Regions from separate parts of the Homo sapiens genome. Here region 1 is linked to region 2. Evidence: chromatin loops called from intact Hi-C (ENCODE). Cell type or tissue: heart right ventricle. All regions are shown on one strand. Each heading gives the region's core, and the rest is flanking DNA. Links, peaks and the distances in the headings are about the cores only. Region 1 overlaps ZEB2 (zinc finger E-box binding homeobox 2). Region 2 overlaps ZEB2 (zinc finger E-box binding homeobox 2).

What was found. Hi-C counts contacts between places; a loop is a spot of excess contacts. Peaks named below come from ENCODE experiments on the same cell type or tissue, not always from the same donor. Only the 100,000 strongest peaks of a DNase experiment are listed, where the experiment ranks them.
Region 1: a loop joins it to region 2, with 3 times the contacts of the local background. A loop is called at or near these places in 54 of 110 quality-filtered maps.

Annotation. Positions count from the first base shown.
Region 1 is chr2:144,451,553-144,463,025 of GRCh38, reverse strand. The region is part of intron 2 of ZEB2 (zinc finger E-box binding homeobox 2); the gene reads left to right. Among named protein-coding and RNA genes, the nearest start is that of ZEB2-AS1, 62 kb to the left of the region's middle. In heart right ventricle, for the core only: no CTCF peak of the experiment used is centred there; no DNase peak of the experiment used is centred there; H3K4me3 peaks cover 1,645 bases; H3K27ac peaks cover 7,907 bases.
Region 2 is chr2:144,504,053-144,515,525 of GRCh38, reverse strand. The region is part of intron 2 of ZEB2 (zinc finger E-box binding homeobox 2); the gene reads left to right. Among named protein-coding and RNA genes, the nearest start is that of ZEB2-AS1, 9.8 kb to the left of the region's middle. RefSeq lists enhancers at 4,522-4,571, 4,602-4,671, 4,319-5,234. In heart right ventricle, for the core only: no CTCF peak of the experiment used is centred there; DNase peaks (open chromatin) are centred at 4,758, 5,015 and 7,242; H3K4me3 peaks cover 7,295 bases; H3K27ac peaks cover 8,000 bases.

The sequences.
Region 1 (11,473 bases), core at 2,127-10,126, 53 kb after region 2:
GTGTCAGTATAACAAATAATGTGTACAATTTTTTAAAATGCTGAATTTACCAAATCCCCATATTATGTTTTCACACTGCTCTTTCAGAAACTGTGCTAATACAATACTCCTATAAACTGATCTTGGTCCTGGCAGGCCCTGTTGGAACTAATGGGGCCTGACAGTTCTTCAGTTAAAAATTATACATGAGGGCCACTTTCCCTTAAATTATCTATTGTATGCCAGCTGTTCACAACTGCACTGCTTCACTTTCTTTGCAGTGCTAGAAATGTCTAATTTTCTCATAATATCCATAGCAACTATTCTCATGGAGGGCATTGAAGTTAGTAAGACTTCAAACACACCTTCACAGAAATCATGCTAGAGTTGCAGTTTCCATTTTCTTTAATTTTTTGGTTCTGAAAAATGTTTAGATGGCTCATTTTGCCGGTTTCATGCCATAGCACTTGAGTTATATCATAATTTCTCATTTGCTGCACAACTTTATTCTATTTTTATGCTCCTAAATGACGCAGCTCTAAGTACCCGTGAGTGGCACTTCCGTGCTGTGAGTGCTATCAAAGGCAACCTCAGATGGATAAAACTCCTGGTTTTTTGTTTTCTTTTGTTTTTTGTTTTGTTTTTGTTTTGTTTTTGCTGGGGAGGGGAGAAGCGGAGTCATCACCAAGGGCCTTCTTTTGTTTTTCAGGCATGTTAAAACTGTATAACCAACAGAACCATTTAAAAGGAAGAAAAACATCACCCAAGTTCCGTGTCTGAATGAAGGCTGTCTTCTCAAATGCTCCTCATTACTCCAGAGCAGTTATATTTGGATTATAATTAAAACGAGGCTTCTTTTTTTTCTTTTATTCTTCTTTTTTCCCAGAATGCCTCAAGTGAAGTATTCCTCCCAAAGTTATTGCACCTCTTTACTAACAAGTGCTGGGATTTTAATAAGCCTGTCCCCCCTCCTTACCCTGTACAGAGGAAAGGATGGCAAAGAGTGGCTGTGGTACAAAGGTTACATATTCAGTGATATTTTCTGCTTTTATTGGTAAAAATGGGGAGGTGGGTGGAGGATTTCCTTTAATTATGAAATAAGTGTGATGTTAGTAGTTATTTCTGTAACCTGGTGAAAATGCTGCATATTTCAGGCCTAATTTTTAGCATATGTTACCACGTGTGTAATAAAACGGTGATCTGCGCTCTCCGAATCTTTTGGCTGTTAAGGAGCACTCTGATTATAACTAGTTGCTGTAGAAACCTGGTCATCCAGATGCTTATCAAGAATGCATTATTATTTTTTAAACCTTGGTGGAGAAGCCACAGACTGCAGCAGTTGGACAAGGTCACATATCGATGGAAGTGACATGTCTTTCCTCTTTCCATTGTGTGATCGTCCAGGGCCTGGGGGCATTAATATGCAACGGTTCTGTTTTTCTTTCAGAAGGACTTGTAAACTCTTTAAACAGAGGCACACAGTTGCAATTGTTGCGGTACTGAGTGGGTGTATAGAAGCTAGGGCTGCAGCCTTGTCCAGTTGCAGATAGAATAAAACTGACAATGATGCAATGGGCCTGGCATGTAGACAACTCTGTGGGATGGATGAATGGTGCGGCTCTCGCTGTCCCTCCGGTGGTGGTAGGCCCTGTAATAGCTAGCGTAGGAAGGGTGGTGAAAATTGATATGCACTATTACTACACGTATAAAACTTAACACTGGGGCCATTGCACAGGTGGGGGGTTCCTGTTTATTGATTTTTATGAGTTTGTTAGAACATGCGCTTAATGCTTTTATACTCCGGGAGCTCTGGGAGGGCTCACCTTAGGTAATAAACCTTTCCGTACTTTGCAATCGCTCACAATTTACATGGGGACTCACATTATCCAGTACAAAGCCCAGCATTCCCCTTCTACTTGGTTTTAGGAGTGTGATAAAAAAAAAAAAGAAAAAGAAAAGAAAATAACTATAGCACTTACTTTGAATTTTTTGAAAACCTGTCCACTCCCGCTATGAAAATGGCCCCTAATTCTAATTACTCATATTTCCAAGAAAAATTAGTCACACAAACTTATGTTATGTGTTGTCTCAGAGGTTGAAAGCAAATCAGGTTTCCAATAAGACAGTACATCAAACAAAGTAGCATGTTCTTGATGCCGATGACTTTTTTTTAGAATTATGGTTGGACATTTTTGGCAGACAGATTGTCTTTTGCTCTATCAAAATGACAGTTTCTTTTGTAACTGCAACATTCATAATTAGAAGGAGAGAAGCAATCTGCCCAATTTAATATACTAAAAGAAGTTTAGAGTCTCTGCTAGTAATTTCATTATTTTTAAATTTGAATTAATTGACTTAAAATAATACAGTTAAGAAGTATAACCAGCAGGATTATGGAGAAAGGTTTCTTTTTCCTTAAAAAAAAACAGTGCTCTCAGTGTTACACTTAAGATGAGATTGAAATTTTCTTTTTTACGCCAGGTGCCCCGTTCTAAGATTCAGAGCAGCAATGTGAATATTCATCCTTGCAGTGGAGCTGAGAGAAGTTGTAGGGCAAATCCTGGGAACAAGGTCACTTTAAACAAAAAAGTTCTCCAAGTTTCCCATGCTTATAAGGCTGGCTGGGCTTAATTAAAGTCAATGGATGACCAAAAAATAAATAAATAAATAGAGAGAGAGAGAAAGAAAAGAAAATGAAAGAACAACCACCCACCCCATATCAGTCTCTTTCTAGGCCTCACTTCACATTGTATACCTTAGCCGTTGATGTTCAAGCTCTTTACATAGATCAAGAATAATATTTCTTAAATCCCTTAACAACACTGACGTGTCCATGGTTTAATCACTCTTCCCCAGTCCACATCTCTAACCTACGTCACTTGGGTGGCCCTCACCCACAGCACCACAACAAAAACAAAGCCAGAATTGCATTCAGAATGAAATCATCATAACATAGCAACCTTGTTCAGGATGTGACCTTTGGGTTTCAGCAACCCTGTCTTATGCAGCCCTGGCCAACCTTAACCTTTCCTGTTGGCTCGGAGGGTAACCTTTCTTCATATTTTCTTCAGGATCTCTCCTTACGGGACCCAGTATGTTGCATGCCTATGATGCACAGGGCCAAAAGTTTCGGAGTGTTAAAATCTACGAGCCTGTTTTCCTCTATGAGAGAATGAAGCCTGCACTCATTTTAAAGAATACATACGTAGCAAGATCTCTTTTTACCCTTCCTGTATAATTTTGGTTATGCTTAACTCTAAAGGAAACCAATTCTCTTTAGCTCTGTTACCTTATTTCGTACCTTAGCTGATTGTCATCTTTACATGAGCATCAGATATGGATGTGACAAAGATTTTTTAGAAATAATAACGACCAGTGCTTTATGAGTTGTGAAGTGTTTTTCTCTCCCACAAGAAATTACAACACAAAGTGCCCTATGCATTTTTTTAGTATGTTGATAAGACAGCAGGAAATTTTTTAACCCTCAAAACTTTCTGATTATAAGCTGTGCTCTAAATTTACACGGGCAGTGTTCCAAGTCCCACACTCCTTTACAAGTATATCATTACAGACCTGCAAGTGAGAAGGTAAATTTCCCCATGGCAGTTCTGAAATCTGACTTCAGGCTAAGAGGCCATGGACTGAGAGGGCTGATTGTGCTGGGTACCTACATATCAAAATCTCCTCTAGTATTTTAGTAGTTCCTTCTGTCCTTTTTGCAGCCCCGTGTCCTACAGAAGTGACATTTTGTTCCATTTTCATTTATCTTACTCTCCTTAGTTGTATATCAAAAGATATACACATTTATATAACCCAAGAAGCCAGGGATTAAAGCACAATATTTCTTAACACAGCTTCCTCTAAGATCTCCAGTAGCTACCTAATGCTTAAAGCTTGGGCTGACGTGGGTTATGGGGTTATAGTAGCTTTATAGATATTTCTATTTGTGTATGCTATGTTTATATATGTAATACATATATGTGTGGCTTAGGGCTATACTGACATGTTATTTTCTATGTGTTCATTTATTATAAACAGCAGGCAAGCAGACGTTTCACCTCACACCTCACTCTGGTCTCTATCATTCAAAAAATATTGCAAGATTCCCATTCTAAATTAAATACATCCGAGCTTACGTCTTTTATCAATTCTTTATTCTTGGTATCTCAAAATTCTGGTCTTCGTCCTTTGTCTCAAAAAGGGAAACTGCTGAAAGCATTTCCACCTGGATGTTTAAATTATTTAAGTTGCAGGAACCAGACCTTTTCCCTCCTGAGTAGTTGTGGGTTTTAAAGGCTAAAATTGCTTCATCATGCCAAAGTGAAAGTATGCATAAATTATTTAGTTAAACCTGAGAAAATACAGACTTTTCCCAGTGATCTTTCAAGGGCTGCCTACTTAAATTTCAGAAGAATGGGCAAGATTTTTTTTTCATTCTCTTAGAAAATTGAAGTATCTCTTGTGTCTTCTGTCAGTTGGAATGTGAACAAAATTACAAAATGGTAATTTTTTTAAAATTCCAAGCTTCATAATATCCAGTATATCTATATCATTCCAAGGTGAATACTGTGATAATCAATCAATACCAGGAAGACTCCTCCAGCTGGCGAGAACTGCAAACCCTCTCTCAATGTATTCTTAGGAAAATCAGGCAACTTGTTATAGGTCTTTCCCTAGTGCCAACCTAAAGACTGGGGGGCATTTCCGATTCAATTTCTAGTCATCCAGAGTTGGTATTTCAGTTTTAAAAGTAGAAAGTTAGGTAATTTTAAGATGTTATGAAAACTTTGTTGACATTTTTAATTTGCTTTTTAAATTTACCTTTACTTCAGCAAATAAAAATACCAGAAAAGTGTGAAGTTGTGTGGTGGTGGTGGTGGTTGGGGTGTGTGTGTGTTTGTGTGTGTATGTGTGTGTATAAGATAGATAATATTAAAGTAGCAATGAAAACAGCCCAGAAATATAGGCAATTGAGGCCCAATTTCAAGTTTCTGTAGCATAAGGCATGTATATTACAGAATGTACCACATTATGTATCTGATCTCTAAATTCGCCTTAGTATAAATGCTCCAAGTACATTCTTATGACCAAGAAAAGAATGGTATTTTTAATTGAATACCTAACCTCAAATCCTGAAAGAAACATTAATTGGGACAGGACAAAATGTCAACAAAAAAGTACTTATGTGAGTTATTTAGTATACAGCTGTCTGTTCATTTGTAGAATCCATTTGAATTTTATGTTCAGAGAAATTGGGAGATGAGAGTAAATATGGGGGGAGATTGGCATGTAAATTTGTTGAGTTTTCATGAAAAAATAAAAATTTAAAAAACCTTCCAAGCAAAATAAAACCTGTTCCATTCACAAATGATGGATGTCACTGATCCCATTAATACCTGTTACATACCAGGTCCTCTTCCTTATATCTAACTTGCTTTTTCTCCCAATTTCAGTGTAGTTGCTCTTGACCTTGCCTTTGTTCTTCTCTCCTCCTTCTCTCTTCTGCCCAGGCACAGTTATGTCCACTAAACCAGATGAACAAGATTTCATACTGACACCACCATACTCTGTTAAATAGTTAAAAATCCTATTTTGGCTTTTGTTTGCTCACTTAGATTTGTACACCCAAGGTGATGAAGAGAGCACAGATAGAATCTAGAGACAAATAGTTTCTGGAGTCAGGAATCAGATCCAGATTCTAACACGAGGTGATGTGGGAAAAAGTCAGTTAAAATTTCTGAGATTCAATTTACTCATCTATAAAATCATCCTCATAATAATTGCTCCCCCCTTCAAAGGTTTGTTATGAGGAGCAAGTGGAAAAATGTCTATTAACGGGCTCTGCTGTCAGTGGATTAATGCATAAATCCAGGTATTATTATATAATCAAACTGTCCTTTTAAATGTAGAAGAAAAGGGTTTTTAAGGCACACATGAGATTCTGGAAACGTAGACGTTATAGAAAGTCTATAGGGACTAAAAATGCATTGTCTTCTATATGCATTTATCTTGCCAGAGGTACATGCAGACCTTTGGGGGGTGCTGCTCTGGCCAGGACAGTGGTGGAGAGCTCTGACTCTTGAGTGTGAGAGCTGGAACGATTGAGAAAAGACAGGAGGGAAACTTCGAGGTCAGGTGACTTCTTTCTAACTACAGCAGGTTCTCAGATCCCTAGGCTGGCCCAAGATGAGAGAACAGTCACCAAAGAGAGTCTGGCACAGTAAGCCTAAGTCTCAGTGTCATCTGATTGTGAAATCTGCTTGTTTGCATACTCATACAGTACCAGAGCTTAAGCCCTGGCCACTGTACGGATGACTGTACAAGAGCAGAATCTAAGACCAAGGGGTTGTTTTTACTAAGGAAGAAAAATTTATTAGAGTTACTTCAAGGAAATCTATTAGATTATCTCACCAAATACATTAATAGCATCAATTATTGTATTTTACATAATTTTTTTTACACCAGATACACAGTATATTAAAGAATTTGTGGAAGTCCCCCATGTGAACCAGTATTAACCATGATAAGAGTAATCAGGACTGGCCCAAGAAAGGTAGAAATGAGAATTTATAAACTTGTCTAATTCTCATTGCTTGAAGAAAATTGAAATGAAAGAATCCAAAAAGGGATTTATGAATATTTTTTAAAGCTTAAAAAGCCCACATACTTATCATCGAATTGTCTGCTTACGATAGGAGCTGGAAGAGTCCCTTATATCCACTCAACTGTACTTACATTTTAAATGGTTGTTTTCCTTTCTCTTACACTACTACAAGAGAAAGGAAATGCCTAGGCAAATAAACTCAGTTAAAATAACTTTATGGTTGTGACACAGTTTGACAAAAGCAAAGGAAATTCAGAGTCACTGCTCACACTGTATCCTCAGCTGATTCCAACTGTGGAAAATAAAATGCTTTAAAAAAAAAAAACAATGGAACAAACTTGGGATGGATTTAGTCTTAGTCTTAGAGGCAGCCTTCTTAAATGCTGAATCTCTGAGTTCGCCATCTTTAAGTTCTTATAAGAGTTGCAATATCTGTATTCATCATAAATCTAGTCAGAGTTAAAGAAGAGTATTTGGTTAAGTACTGCTTGGAAAATATGTTGTCCTTTTTTAAGATTATGTGATTCTAACTCAAAGCTGTAACTTCTTGGGGGTTAATAACCTACCTTGAGATATACTTTAAGTAATAATAATGGCTTCTTGGGATTAGGAAAGATATTAAACTTACCCATTTCCAACGATCCTGTACTATTGCAGGAGAGATGTGGGGAGGGAGAGAAAGAGAAAGAGAGAGAGACGAGAGAAACATTTTGACCAAAATTCCATATTCACTATTGCTATGCAAATTATAAACCTAACAGAGAGGTGATGTATCATTTTTATTAAACTTATGCTGCACAAATAGTGTTTACATAGAAGAGTATAAAGTTAATTCCCTCCCGGGAAGCATTTCTAAAAAATATAAATTGTATTTTGAGAGTTAATCAATTTGTTTTTTCTCTTTTGGCATTTTAATTGAAGCTTCCAAACCGTATGCTTCCTCAAAGTATCAGAAGGCAAATATCAGTCGTGTGGTTATAAAATCAACTCTTAATTTTCTTTCAATGAAGTAGCAGATAGTCAGCTTGTAAATTTTACCTACATTACTATGGAGCTGCAGTGCTATAAATTCAAAACAGTGTGCAGGTTGGTGGAAATTGAGGTCCAGGCAGCAAGGCATGTCCATAAACTTTTCTCAGGTTATTGGAACAGAACGAATCAAAAGCGGTTCCTGGTTGTATGATATTCTCTTTTGATAGAGCAGGCTGCTTGTTGTTAGCAATCCAAGTGCAGAGGTTAGTCAGAGCAGAATGTAATTTCTAGCAATCTGACAGACCTGCGGATTGAAGCGGCAGGTTTTCCCTTCCGATTTCAGGGAATTGCTTCTTACTGTGACAAATGATTAGCTGTTATCTCTGACTGAATTTGATTTCTACAAGCAGCTGAGTCAGGTAACTTTGCAGCGTTTGAGGGGGTTTTTTACAGGAAATGAAATCGGCTCCCTAGTCATATGTGGACCAAATGAAATCTTCTCTGTCAGGGCAAAATTGTGCTTTTGGTTAATTGAAGGCAGATTTAGCATAGAGGGTGTGTGTGGTGATGTGTGTGCAGGGTGTGTGTGTGTGATGCTCTGATGGTGTAGGCAGGCACACCCATGTGTGTACATTTACAGGAACGAGGGATCATTTCATGGATTCTCTCCCAACTTTGAAAATCCTGGGTTCAAACAAAATCCCTACATTCTGAGCAGGGTTGAAGCTTTTAGAATAAACTATAAGTGGAGACAGTCATGTGGGTGTCAGAATAATGAGCCTTCATATAAGGACATCCTGTTTCAAAAGAGTTTGAACTGCAATATTAATCAAAACACAATAGATACTCACTGAGCATGGTTTTCACAAAAGTATTCATCAAAGGGCAGCTGCATTCAAAGCAAGAGATTTAGGTAAAATAAGTTAATCCTTGATCTCATCCAGGTTTGTGTGTAAATTTTGAATAGGGAGGGGTTCTAGTGATAGCAAGCGTCCTCTGGATGATAAAACAAAAAACGTGGCATGGGAAATTCCAGGTTTATCTTGTGCTTCTTGTTCGCTTTTGATGGAATCTTAATAGTGACTACACAATTAGGATCAGGTTTATCCTTCTGTTTATAGTTTGTAATTGCTCTGGAAATCCTGAGTTTCAGTAGTTCAACTTTTAGTTTTTAAGCAGTCGGTGAGTTTTTTAAAAAGTTACTATCGGATAATGTTTCATAGTTTCTAATCCTATTACAGCAATGTAAAATAAACTGTATTTCCCAAATACGAAGCAACATCTTTTATTCCCAGACCTCTTACTTTGCAAAGAGGAAACACCATCTTTAAGGTCATACTAGTAATACTCCTTATTTTGTGATGAACATAATATACTTTGTTTATAAATCCTAGTTTAAAACAACAGAGATTTGTGGTAATTGACGAAGAGTAAAAAAGTCACAAATACTGAATCTTCATTTTTCAGATGTGAGCACAACATTCCTAGGTATGTACTAATATATTCTAACACGGCATTGCGCTGTCATCAAGACTTTTGTCTAAATGTCACCACTATTATGAGCAATACTTTTGCTAAATTCTTTAGTTGTATTCCCTAAATGGCAGATACCTTTGGACCTCTCTCTCATTAGCTATTAAAAAGAATAGTTCTTTGAAAATAACAGTTCTGTGCTCCCTAAACTTCTTTTGTTTTTTGTTGAGTGATGTCAACTTAGAGTTCCACACTGATTGCCCTTCCTCCTTGCTTTGTCGCCACAAAAGGGGTGAGGGGGTGCCGGAGTTTGACCCACACCTCTGGTTAGTATTAATCACACAGACATCAGGTAATCACCTAAGTGCACTCAGACATACTAATAGAATGATTTACAGACCAGGCCCTTTGTGTTTTTCTAAATCTCATTTTAATTTATTTAAAGTGACAGTGAAGCTAGACTCCAAGCTAATGAGTCTGCATAAAAATGATTTCTTTTTCCACCTTTGTGTTTGCTAAAACTTTCTGACTCTGAAATCCTGTCAGTGAAAAATTATTTGAGATGAAACACTGCAAAAGAAGGTAAGGGGAAAGGAGACAAAGAATATGATTTGATCATCAGAGACCTGCCCTGGGTCCAAGTGGGCCTCATGGTAGCCACAAGTGTCCAGATCAGACAAATGGGGACTTTTGCATATATGTTTTAGTGCTTCATCCAGACTTGAGTGCTTCACAGAGTCTGTGAGGCAACTCACATCCTTTGGTAGCTAACAAATTGGTCCTTTCTGACCAGCAAGCAGTTTAAGAAAGCTAAGCTGTGTTGTATGCGTATTAAATATAGCACGAACTGCTTGGCTTTGCTTAACCTTAGTTGTATTAACAGATTGTTTGTTTTGATGACTGCGCCGTTAGCATGCCAGATGATAAGGAAATGGTTTTGGATTAGTTAGGACCTATAATATAGAAACTAAATAAGATGATAGACTTACAAGGATATACATTTCCTGTAAAAAAAAATGAATTCCCTTATCAGGATTTACTTGAAAGGAATATGTCTTATTACAGAAGGAGAATGCCTTGAGGAATGTGGGAAAGATTAAAGGCTTTTGTCAGTAGTTTAGGTTGGGACCAGGTTTCCTGTGTAGCCAGCCCCCCTGTCCCCACGTAAATGTTTTGCTTTTCCTCCTCTCTCTCTTTCTCTTTAAGGGGAAGAGTAAGCCCTTCTCGCTGCCTGGCGGTGTCAGATTAAATACCGAGATGGCGACAGGAAAAAGGCTGGAAGGAAAAACAAAAGACAGGGGGGTGAGAGTTATCAGGTTGGCGACGGAACTGCAGGCTTGTCGGACTCCAATTTACAGAAATCCAAACAGATTTTAGTTGACACGATCTGCAATCATTACCGCCGGAGCAGAGCTAATTAAGAAATTAGCTTTCCTGATTGCCTGTTCTCACAGTGATGAGTAGTTGAATAATGTTGTATGGCTGAAATGTTCTAAAACCAGACAGTTTAACAAGTGTTTAGCCTTTTGTGGTGATGCTGTATTTACTTTATCTATAATATCTGTGCTGCATCACTATTTGTTTCCTCTCCTTAGAAGCACCCCTTGACTTTTTTTTTCCTTTTCCTTGGTTCACCCTCTTCTTCTTGGCATTAAGTCAGAGCTTCCCCCCTTACTTCAGCCGCGTATAGGAGAGAATTATCATACAGATTTGTGGCATGTGGTACAGAAAAGTTATCGGAAACTTGTGGCACATTCAAAAGCATATTTCCTACCCGTCTAGGCATTTTTCACAAGAAAATATCAGGTCCAAAGTGGCATTTGAAGTTTCTGAATCTGACTAAATGCAGAGGTGATTGTGAATAAATAACATTAAAAGGCTTTAGTCAGCAAAGATACAGTACGAGTGAGTGGAGCTCATTAGAAACTAGCCGTGGACCCCAGATATGTCAAAGGGGGGTTTGCTGAGAGGTGACCACGCAGTCTTCATAACTTCCTCATCTCTCCCACAACTATCAAACACATAGGAAGATGTTATTTGGAGAAAAAAAATAGTTATGTTTAAAAAGCTTGACAAAGAAATTAATCAAAATGAGCTTCATGGACCTTGTAAAATATGGTCCAGGCACATGTAATGCATATGTAATAGGCATGCGTACCGATGTGTCCATATGGACAAATAGAAAACCCAAGAGTTAAAAGTTTCTGCAAAAAGACAACAACTTCTTTCCAAATTAAATAGAAGGCTTATTTGAATATAAACTTTCTCGCAATACAGCAAAATAACAAAGATTGGACAAAGGTTTCCAGGTGTCACTGTTGAAACTGCAATGGGAGGTAAGAGTATTGCTAGCTTCCCAAATGAACCACAGAAGGGGAAGTTGCATCATTCAAGATGCTTATCCTTTAGGATTTCCAAGTTTTAAAATGTAAATATTCATCTATG
Region 2 (11,473 bases), core at 1,269-9,268:
TCTCTCTCTTAATTTAATTTTTTTTTCACTCTGGTGTCTGGCATTATTTAAGGTGGTCCTTACACAGGAGACCTCCCCTTCCCCATCTCTGAGTAATTTAGTAGACACTAAAATTACACCTAATGTCCCCCTCTCCTCTCTTGTGTTTCCTCTGTTCCTTTTATTAAATGTTGGTTATTGATTTTCTAAAATCAATGTCTGTTGTGGGGCTTTTTTCCCCCTCTTACAAGTATCTAAAGCACGTTGCTGATCAACTGGATAACAAAAGCTTTGTGTCAAGGAGGCTTTTTTCCCTCTTCTGTTAAACAGTCATTTTTTTTTTTTGAGAGAAAAAGAGAATGAGATTTAAAACAAGGCTCCCAGAAGTGTTCTTTTGCAGGGAAGACTATTTAAAGTGTGCATTTCTTCTTGCCTTCCTCCTTCCACCTCCTTCGGGATTTTGCCACCGTTGACCAGCCTGGCCCTAGCAGTGAGGTCAGGCCAGAGCCCAGGTCTAAGGAAATAGAGGGATCCTGGCTTCCTGGGAACCCCTAGGAGACCTGGCAGAGAGGGAGGCCCGTTGGGCGCTTCGCAGGTGGAATGGAGTGCCAGAGATGTCCGCAGTCATGGACACTGCAAGTATTTCCCCTCCACCCAGCCACTAACTTGGGAGAAGCCTCCACATTCAGAAGTGGAAAGTTGAATTGCACATTTTAAGGCATTTAGCCCAGATCCTGCACACTTAATATCAAGCCTGTCCATTGCTTACAGCTTCTCTAACTTTGACTGTTACCTGTCTTTTTTTCCAAATAAGCTGTGGGAAAACATGCTGTATACTGGTTATTGTAAGTGTTTTTCACTGGGTTTAATCTGACCGAGCAATGTTCTGGTTTTGAGAAGCAGGTAGAAGAGTACTACCACCCCACCCCTTTTTCATTTTCTTTCTCATCAAACACATATCCAATGCCTTTCCCTTTGGGAATTGCTAGGATTTATCTGAACTGAGTGGATTTTTCTTCTTTCCTGGATTCATGGAAAAGATGTCACTTTTGAGCTTGTGTCTTTGCTGATAACACTAAATATGATGATGCTTATCAAAATCATATAGAAATTCCTGGAAAGAAATAATGGCAATAATAATCGTATAAGTAGAAGCTGGAAGGGAAAAAAAGATGGTCATCCAGGAACCTAGAATGGCACTTTATATAATTTTAATGAAGTCAACAGTGTATATATAGACTAAGGCGACAAGGAGATAAAACGTGTAAAGCAGTGTGTGTGTTTTAAAGGCTGGTCAAGAACGTGAGTTAGAAGACAATGCTATGTACATTTAATAAAAAGCAAAGGAGAAGGAGGCAGTTGAAGAAAAATAAATGTACAAAGAGAGAAACAAGTATCTGAAATACAACCTTCCAGATTCTCAGGCTAGCAAGATGCCTGGCAGAGGCAGTGCCAGGGCCAAGTTAACCCATAGCGGGCAGTCAGTCTCCTTTCCCCCACATGGAAAGGATGAAATCTCTTCCCAGAAAATAAGATGTGCAGGAGGAAAGAGGGAGTGGGGTGAGGGGGAAGGAGGCAAAAAGCGAGTTGCCCGCAGACAAGAATGTGTGTCGGTTTCAAGAAAGTTCAGTCAGATGATCCTCAGTCGCCTGACTCACTTTGTAACACTTTCACTGACGCTGGAGAGGAGGGGGAAAACCCAGCCCCCCTTTTTCTTTCCCCTGATTATACCCCACTATCTCCACACAGCCTTGGAGTCAGAAATGAGCACTCGGAGCGGGAGATGCCCTGCTGCTGCTTGCCACCGGTGCGGCCCGTTTGTAACTTGCAAAGTTTGTTGCTTTTGCCCCTGATTCGGGCAGCGGGTCCTGGGATGCTCCTGCTTCCCTCCTGCCTCCCACGGAGCCCGGGAAGAGGGTCTGCCTCCCCATCCCGCCACCTTCCAGCATCAGCCTCTGAAAAATCTCACAGAGACATGCACGTTGTAGCAAAAATCAAATCCGGAAACTGCTTGTTTCAGAGAAAGAAATGAAGTTGTCTTTTAAAGAAAAACTGAATTAGGAGGAGAGAAAAGGGAAATAGGAGAAGAAAGGAAAAGTTAAATTTGATTTTTCTCCAGAGTTTCCACTAAAGGGTTGGGGACAGTGTGAAGGAGAAGGGGAGCTTTTTACAAATGCCTTTGGTCTCTGAACTTCAGTGGCAAAGAACAGGGATCAAGTTGAATGTTCTCAGGGCTTTGGATCCTAGAGGAGAAACAATCAGAAGAGCAGAAATGGTTATCCCTGTTTAAAATAAGCCCTCACTCTTTACCACTTCCTTAAAGGAGTGGAGGTGCTGGTAGTGATGGTTAGAGGCAATGAGGGACGGAGAAGTTGCTCCCGTTTCAGAGATGCTTAAATGAAAAGGAAAGAAAATGCAGTCAACCCCTTCTCCAGGAGGTGCCTCCTAGCTCTCCTCCCTGAGAGGTGAAGTTGGGATGGGGCAACGAGAGTCATACACACTTAGACAAGGAAGTTTCCTTCGGATCACTGTCAGTCCAGACTTGGTTATCTTTGCAAAGTGTGGAAATCTTTGGCAAGTAGCTTTCTTCGTAAAGTTGATGAGCTTCTAGGGAGCCTGTTTTGCTGACTTTCAAAGCACTGGGGCAGGTTGTGTGGCAGGTACCAGTTCTGAGGGCGCTCCAAAGATATCCATCTCCATCCTTTTTTCTCTGTGGAGATCTTCTGCAAGTTTTGTCACGCTGCACACACACAAGGCTGGGGGCTATGTATCTAGGCTGATCTATTTGTTTTATTTTGGTCTGGAAAAACTAAGCCAATTGGGGTAGAAACATGCTTTCCTTCGTAGCAGAGCCAGTAGGCTGCTGGTGTCCATAGAGTGACAGTCCACCAGGACTAAGGGTGGGCTGAGGATTTTAAACTTTACATTGTTTCTCTGTTACCAGATACAAATAAATTCACGTCTTCCACCATTTGTTTTCAAATAGGGTAAAACCAAGATTAAAGTTCCCTGCTCAACTGCTATGTCATAGGTTTCAGTGTTTCCCTTCCTTCTTAATTTGCTTAAAGAAAATTCCAAGAGGTTATTAAAGACCTTGATGCCATATTAAGAATATTTCCTGGGAAAAATGTATGTCTACCCTGAAGGTAGGAAAGGAGGGCGTTGCTAGCCTCTAGCAGTGCCGCGTTTATTCTAAGATGTGGGAGATTCTTTTCCTTGCAACAGTTTTTGTCATCTGCATTCTTCCAAGGCTTTTAAGGTGCATTTTCTTCTGTGTGAAAGGAAATTCTTTGTCCTTTTCCTCTCAGCACCGTGGCTTCCCAAGGTAGACACTATTTTGTGCCTGTCACAGAGAGAGGGAGTGCAGGTTTGCAATGCTCACAGACAATTGATTGTCTGCCCTAATGTGTTTCATTTACATGTTTATAACGTCAATGGTGCTGGGGTGTCCACTGTACCATTCATTCCCGCATTCCCACAAGGGGGCAATTGTCTGAATGGCCAAGTCAGACACCTTTTTGATTGCTCTTTGGTTGTCTTTTCAGAGCAAAGAGATAAAGGAGGAAAATCTGTGATGCAGAAACACTAGTTGAAAATATACAGAATTAAATGTCACCACAAAAGCAGATGTTAACATAAGCCCAAATATGCTTTTTAGCCAAGATGTGAAGGTTGAAAAAAATAATTCAGAGCAGAGGGAAGGATGATTTAAACCAATAAATATAGCCCTATTCCCCCTCTTTACTTCTTTTCTGTCTTTAGCAATCAGAAGATGAAATGTAATTTTCCTTTTCATTTTTAAGCCTTGAAACATCCAGGCACCTCCTCATTATTTGTATGTTTGCTGTGATTTGTGAATTTTGTATATATTTACATAGCTCTGTTTATGCCAACAGCATCAGCTTACCACTTGGAAAATCTATTGAATGACTATTTGGGCTGTGGGGAGGGTAAACTTTTAAAAAGTAAGATCCAAGTATTTCTTCATCAAGCAGTTTTTAAAAGGAAAACGATAATAATCAGTAGGCTCCATGGAAGCCTTTGCCTTAATAGCTATGTGCCAAATACTTTTATCTTGTGTGACAGTCATGTCAGAGTGAAATCTCTCAGGAAAAGTGTAACTAGTAGTTACAAAGTAAATAAAGGATTTCATTTTAAGGTGTTCTGTAGTGTTTTTATGCTGTGTATGTGCATGTGTGTGTTTTGTCTTGTGTTTCCTCTGAGGAGGTAAGAAGAAAAGCCATCCATGCGTGTATCTTTTGGCTTTTCTCTTCTTTCCGTTCTCTCCTACATATTATGCATATATGTAGCCCACATGAATACACCTGTTTAAAAGAAAATCACAGTTCAGATGGTGCCTTGCTGGTTCATTTAGGAAACAACAGTTATTAGAAGTTGGTCTGATTTCGCGTGTGGTCCATGAAGACAGAAAATACCAACTCTTGTGTCATCTGGTGGGAGGCAAATGGGGGAAAAACTTTTATAATTTTGTAGTAAATTAGAGAGGGGAAAAAAACTGCCAGTCTGTGAAAAGATTTTTGCCTCTCCGGGAAGACACACACACACCCAGTAGCTGCACCGTTAGCTGAACCCCTGACACGGCGGTCTTTTGAATGCCTTAGGTATGATTTCACTTTCGCTCACATCAATGCTGACCTGAATGCCTTTCATATCTGATCCGCTGTGTCTCTCCCAGTAAACATCCCCTGAGGGGAGAACAAAGAAAGGAGCTCTTCTTCTTCTTAATCACAATTCAGCCCTTTCACCGCCGGCAGGCTCCATTTGCATTCTGCCACAGAAAGCCAAGATGAAAAGAAAGAGAGAGAGAAAGAGAGAGAGAGAGAGAGAGAGAGAGAGAGGCACAGGGTAGTAGCTGAGTAAAATAACTTAGGTGTTTGTGGCTGTTTGTTGGGCTTCCCCTAGTTACCAGCCTTATATAGCTGATGCTCCACCAGGCCCTGTCCCTCCTGACAGGCATATAGTGTTACAAGATGGCATGTCTGTACTATTCATGGCCACCCGCTCAACACTTGAGGTAAAAAGTGTCAGGAGGGGATCGAATTCTCCCCCAGAAGCCTGTTAGATTTGGGGTCAGGTGTGTGGACTTCCCGCCCTTAAGTGCTGCCTACGATTTGGCTTTAATAAGTCTGATTGTTTACCAGCGGACCAGAGAGGTGAGGGCCCTGGGGGTGGGAGGGACGGGCGAGCTGGAGACTGGGCCCCTGGTCTGGTTTCAGTGACGGGTCCTCACACCCAGCCTGAACACACTGATAAATCCTCAGGAAAACTGGAAAAGACTTTCCCATTTTTCCCCCTGACTTTTTATGATAATTCATATTTTCAAATGAAAGGGGAAAAAAGCCAAGAAGAAACTCTCAAATGAGCCAAAAAGGAAAAAAAAAATTCTCTGAAAAGAATTTTAGGGGGAAAAGTTGTGCTATTTTAAAAAGCTTTGAGGGCTGTAAAGTGCCACGTTTTTCACACCTTCTCCATACTTTTTTTTCAGATTTTTTTAGTATGTTTAACATTTGTGAGATGACAGCCTTTTTGTATCTCAAACTGGATGCTTCAGGATTTGTAGGGGAGGGGTTGGTGGTATTCACGTTCTCTTGTGAGAGAAAGTTTGTGCCTAAAGGCCTCCTTCCTGGGAACTGTTTAAACCCTCGCAGGCAGACCTGTCAGGTTTTACTGTGTTATTTGCCACCATTTTCAACATGCAAAAGTAACATGCAGTTAATGGTATTGGAATGAGACCACAGCAAGAGCAGAAACCTCTCGTGACAACTTTTCAGCGACATTATCTTGCTCCTAGACTGTCTTGTCTTTTTCTTCCCCTTTCTGAAACCACTTTTGAGATACCAATAATTTTCTCCCAACAATTAGATTAAGGATACAATGCGCTCACACACATGCACCACACACACACACATTCACACACACAAACACACACACAAACTTTGGAAGTGCAATCTCTTCCAACAGCAGAGTGAATGATTTGAAACGGGGGCTTTTCCAATAACCCTTGTGGAAGATTTCACTTATAAGAGCAAAACTAACGGATATATTAGAAGTTGTGCGAACATGTGACACAGATTCCTGATTTTTTTTTCTTTTTCCCAGAAGATTTACAGAATTTACAAAAAGAGATTATCCCTACACCTTCCACCCCTCCTATCCACCCCCATGACCCAAGCAATGAAGGATTTAGGCAGATTTACTTCAGTAAACACCTTTGGACACTTGCGGGGAAAGTGGGAGTCTGTTTGCAAAAGGAGGCTTTTGTTAAGTGAGGTACGGGGATAATGCTTTACCAGGCAGCTGTGATATTAACCTACCCAGCAATGCGGGAACACTCTTTAACTCTTTGAGTGCCTGGCCCCTTGCGCTCAGCAGATAAAATCCTGGCTCTCCAAAGACACTCAGAATTCTGGCTCTAGCAGTTTATTATTCAGACAAGTCTTATAGGCATGAAAACTGTTCAAGCTTTTAAAACAATGTGGTTTAATTAGATGAGGTGGACTTACATTGCTCATAAGCCCTCCAAATGGTGGTTTATAATTGGCAAGGGAAAAAAAAAAGATAGAAAAAAGGAATCAAGGCAGCACATTAAAAATTCCAGGAAATATCTTTAGAAAAGCTATTTTCATTTCTAGCTTTTAAAATATTAGACTACGGTAGCTAGAGGGAATGAAGCAGCTGGGGCCTCTCTCCTTCCTATAAAAGACACCAGAAGTTTGTGATGAAGAAAGGGGCTTCAACTTGAAAAGCTATGAGAGGCCAGTTCGGACAGTGATATGATCTCAGCCTTCGCATCTTTTCAAGGGGGAAGTACTGCCTATCTGTCCAAACCTGGGAGGTCATGTGAACCTCAGAGTCAGGGCCTCAGGCTGGCCGTTACCAACTTGAGACTTTCCAAAGCAAGCAGAGAGGCATTTATGAGGAAGGAGTTAATGGTTATTTTTTGCTGGGCACAAGAATAACTTTACAGGTGTTGCATTTGGGCTTAAATAAGATTGCCTTATTTAGTTTCGAAAAAGAGTGTAGGTGTCAACATTCGAGCAGCCACAAATGTGTGAGAAAGTAAAGGGTATGAGACATGACGGAATTAAAGGTGTTTGCTATGTTGTTACACCGTGTGTCAGGCTGCAAGCTCCCTTTGTCACAGCCTCCTGGTGATTTGACAGCGCAGATCTACTTCCCTTCTAGGTGAGACAGCATTTTTAAACTTGAGTTATAAATATGGTACACCCTTCGAGTTGCACCCTGCCTCCCAGATCCGTGAATCCTATTTGAAAGCATCTTGCCCTGAGACACAATGAACAAACGCCCGTATACAAGGAGGCTGTGGGCTCGGGGGCCCGGGCAGCGCCAGCATCACAGTAGCTGGCATTGACTGTTGTTTGGCAAGAAGGTCCTCTGCCAAATCATCCAATAATTAAGTTTTATGTTATTTGTATGAACGACCAAGCATGCAGTATTCCTTTTCAAATCAAAGGGAGGCTTAAAATTACTTTTTGAACACTTTCAGACCATGGTCAGGTCACAGTTTGGGGGCTGAATTAAAATGATCTCATTCATGATCTAATTGAGGTTGGCAAAACCTTAGCAGTAGCAGGAGTACATAAATATAAATCAAAGACCAAAATTTAGCAAATCATATCATTTGCTAGAAATCTGCTCATGAATTATTCTCCGATTGCCAACCCAGAAGTTAAACTTTGTCTCCCCTCAGCAACAGTAACTGCGCATATTTTTTCAGGCTTCTGACAGGAAAGTTAGAGGATCTGAAAAGAGAAAGGAGAAGGAAGATGATCACTGTGTCATCAGATATGGTACATTTGTGACCCAAGAAACTATGAGAGCTGATAAAGCCATGTACGTTTACAGTGGCTGCTGCAGCCTTGGTTAGAAATTAATATGGGTTTCTAAAAACCAGACTTTGGAAGAGCAGGCAGCACAGACACATTAAGAGTGTAAGGGGAGCAAACGTTTCAAGAAGGGTCTGATTGTACTTTGCTTTCATTTTTTCAATTGAGGAATGTAATCATCATAATGATTCATGATTATTTACAAATTTAGTTCTATCACTGAGCTGGGTCCAGGGATTGAGATTTGAAGTAGTGGTTAGAACTAGAAGACGATACGGAGCTGTTAGTGTGCATATTCAGGTTACCTTTCATTCTTTCTTTCTTTTTAACGCTGCTATAAAATTAAGACTCCAAATAACTTTTCCTATAATCTGTGGGATTAAATGTCATACTCTATTGTATCTAATCCATTTTTAAGTTGTAAATTTTTCTTGTTTGCTGTGTATGATTTCATCTTAAACCCACACAACACTTTACTATAAACTAGAAGAGGTCTAATTCTACAGTTGAATCTTTTGAAGTTAAAATTTTAAATCCTGTGTAAAAGAAGATGTTCTTTTAATCAAACAGTAAACACAGAACTGGTCAGTTGGCCACCTTTATATATCACAAATATATGAAGGTATACTTTTAAATCTTCAGGATAAACTAAGGTGGGAACATTTAAAAATAATCTCAGGTGAGAGAGGTAGATGACCACATTCCTGGGAATAGGTAACTGTCATTAATGATTTCCTAAAATGTATTCTACATTAAAAAAACTGTAATGGATTTCTCTTTAATAGTTACGTTGCCCATAGACAACATAGTGATTTTTGTTCTTTATATACTGTTTCTTATTTTTTTATAATAACTCAAGGAAAGGTACTCCTGACAAGATGATAGCCACCCCCTCCTCCCAAATATGAAATAATCAGTAATAGATGAACAGATTAAAATATTGTGCTATATAAAATCTGAGGTTTTTTTCTTTCTCTCAAATGGATGAGTAAATTTCAAGGAATTCAGTGCCCAAGTGATCTATAAATGTAATATATTGCTTTCAATGTTTCTTAGTTTAAGAAAGTATTTATTGTCTTGTATATCCAAGTAACTGTAATCAAGGAAATTGCAATTGCCTATTCTTGGAAGTACCTAAGTTTCTATTTTAGACACCATGCACATCAATGGAAGTGTTTCACATCATGAGAATTCTCAGTTTTAAGAGGTGAGGTTTATATATAAGGAACTCAGTAAGCTGTGTTTTCATAATAAATAGACCCATTAAGAGGGAAATATCTCTGAGCAAAATGGTTGTCCTCTAAAGATTTCCCATCACCTTTGCTCTGCTGATGGGAATTTGAAAACTAAATACAGCCCATGTGCACACATTCCCACATGCACACAAACACAAATGCACCCTAGGATCCAAACTCTGAGAATTTTCCTCTTTAACTTTCACTACAGTCATCTAGCTTGTGAATGAAATACACTTAAACAAAAATAGTAGAGGCGAAGAATTAATGTAGATTCTTGTTTAGTAGGATTTATTGTAGGGGGGAAATGTGTTCCCTATGCCACATGATTCTTACGAAACTTACACCTATTAATCTAAGCTTTAAGTGTATTATTTAGGATAAATTACTAGCTTTCTGCTTTTGTACTGTTTTCTCCCATTTTCCTTCAGTATTACCAATCTTAACACAGATTATCCTAAACTGATTGCAAATTATTATGGTTTTTAAAACAGCATTCTGGAGTCCTGAATAAAGATGGTATTTTAAACTAGTGTTTACAATATACAGAATAAAAAAGGGTGGGGGAGATTTAAAACCATACCGAACACTTAGAAATGTGTGGAGTTTTATACTTGTGCAGATAAGTGTGAGGTAGCCTTGCCCTGTGAAACCAAGACCACAAATGATACGTGTCAGTAGGTTCTTTGATAGGGCTTCTGGCCACAGTGTTTTTGTGCTGTCAAACTGCTATGTTGAACAAACACCTCCTCTGGGACAGAGTGATAAATGCAGAGACAGGCTGGCTTCAACCAGTCTCAGCAACCTCCTCAACCACACCCCCCACTCCCAGCCCACCTCCTACCTCCTACAATCCAGCCACCTCCCACTCCACTTTGCCCCTTTACCTGAAATTGACATTTATATAGAGGTGCCCAGGATTTTTTAAGGTGTCAGTGGTGAGTAATTGTTGATACTCCCCAAATCTTATGAATCAGTACTCTGAAACTGCAGGCAAAGTCCTTTTTCTGGCAGGCTTTATCTAGTCTTTTTAAATGGAACTGGACTGAGCTTCTAAACTTTTGCCAACTTGAACTTTTTCCACCTTTGCTTAATCACTTGAAAACCACTTGCTTTCCTTGTCTTTCCCCCAGTCGCTTTTTATTTTCTAATGTTCAAGCTATTACATTGTGCAACACAGACAAAATTTTGCCTTAAAAAATCCAAACACTATTACCTCTTACTTTTCACTTTCTAGCATTCTTTTAGGGCTAACATTTCAAATGTATAGTCAACTGGTCTTTTTTTTTTTTTCTTCTCTCTCTTGGAGCCATTATTCTCTGACTAAAACCTGTTTACTGGTGCCTTTGTGTGTGCGTTTTTTCCCCCTGACATTAAATGAATTTCCATCTTCTACTTCTGCAATCTCTAAGAAATAGATAAACCATTATATTTTTTCCCTGCTCGTATTTTAAAGTGGTGATCCTGACAGCAGGACGATTATTGCACTTTATGTTTTAGTGGATGTTTGCTGTTGCTAGTTACAGCAACACTTATCATAAGACAGCAAGAAAAGAGTAGTCCCTGGTAATTAAAGTAATGAAATATTCATTTACTCTACCTTTTCTGTAGTCTCACAAATTAGGCTGCTACATTTAATGCCTGCACTGCCTCTGTTTTTATTATAATGGCAGCTTTCGCATCTGCAATTAGGACTAATTCTGACAGTTACAATTTCTGAGGGATGGTAAACAGTGAACGAGATGTGCAGCAGAGGTATTACACGTGAAAAGCCCTTGTCTCTTTAACCTTGTTGTTTTTTTTCTCGCAGAGGTTACCTTTTCCCGATGGTGCAAAATCGACTTGACATAACTGTTCATCAGTTTCAGGGTTTTCCCTGGAGGTATTTGCATCAAATCAGCCCAGTCAAGCTTCAAGTTGAAATTGGCAGGCCAGAAACTCACAGGGTAGAGACTGGAAAAGAGACAGCCAAAGTACAGGCAGCAAACTGACAGCAGCAGAGTGAAAGACAGAGGGGTGGGGGGAGGTTGAGAGCGAGAGCTTTTCAACTTTAGTGTGCGGGAAATCTCAGCTCCTCCTGTACTGATCTCAGCAGCACCATATCCTGAAGGAGCTTGAAAGGTTGAGATTCAGAACACCTTCAGCTAATTCTTACCACTAGGGCTCACCAGCCTTGCTCCGGGGGTTTGCTCTCACTTAATCTGATTGGATGCCTAAAGAGGAGTGGGCACACTTAATTAAACGGAAGGAAAGTTCTGAGGCACCTCCCCAGCACTTATTAAAGCTTGAAAGCCAAATCTCATGATCAGTGTTATAGGAGGAAATTAAGGTGGTTTGTTTTTTTTGTTGTTTTTTTTTTTTTTTCTAATTGTTAACTTGTAGGAAAGTGAA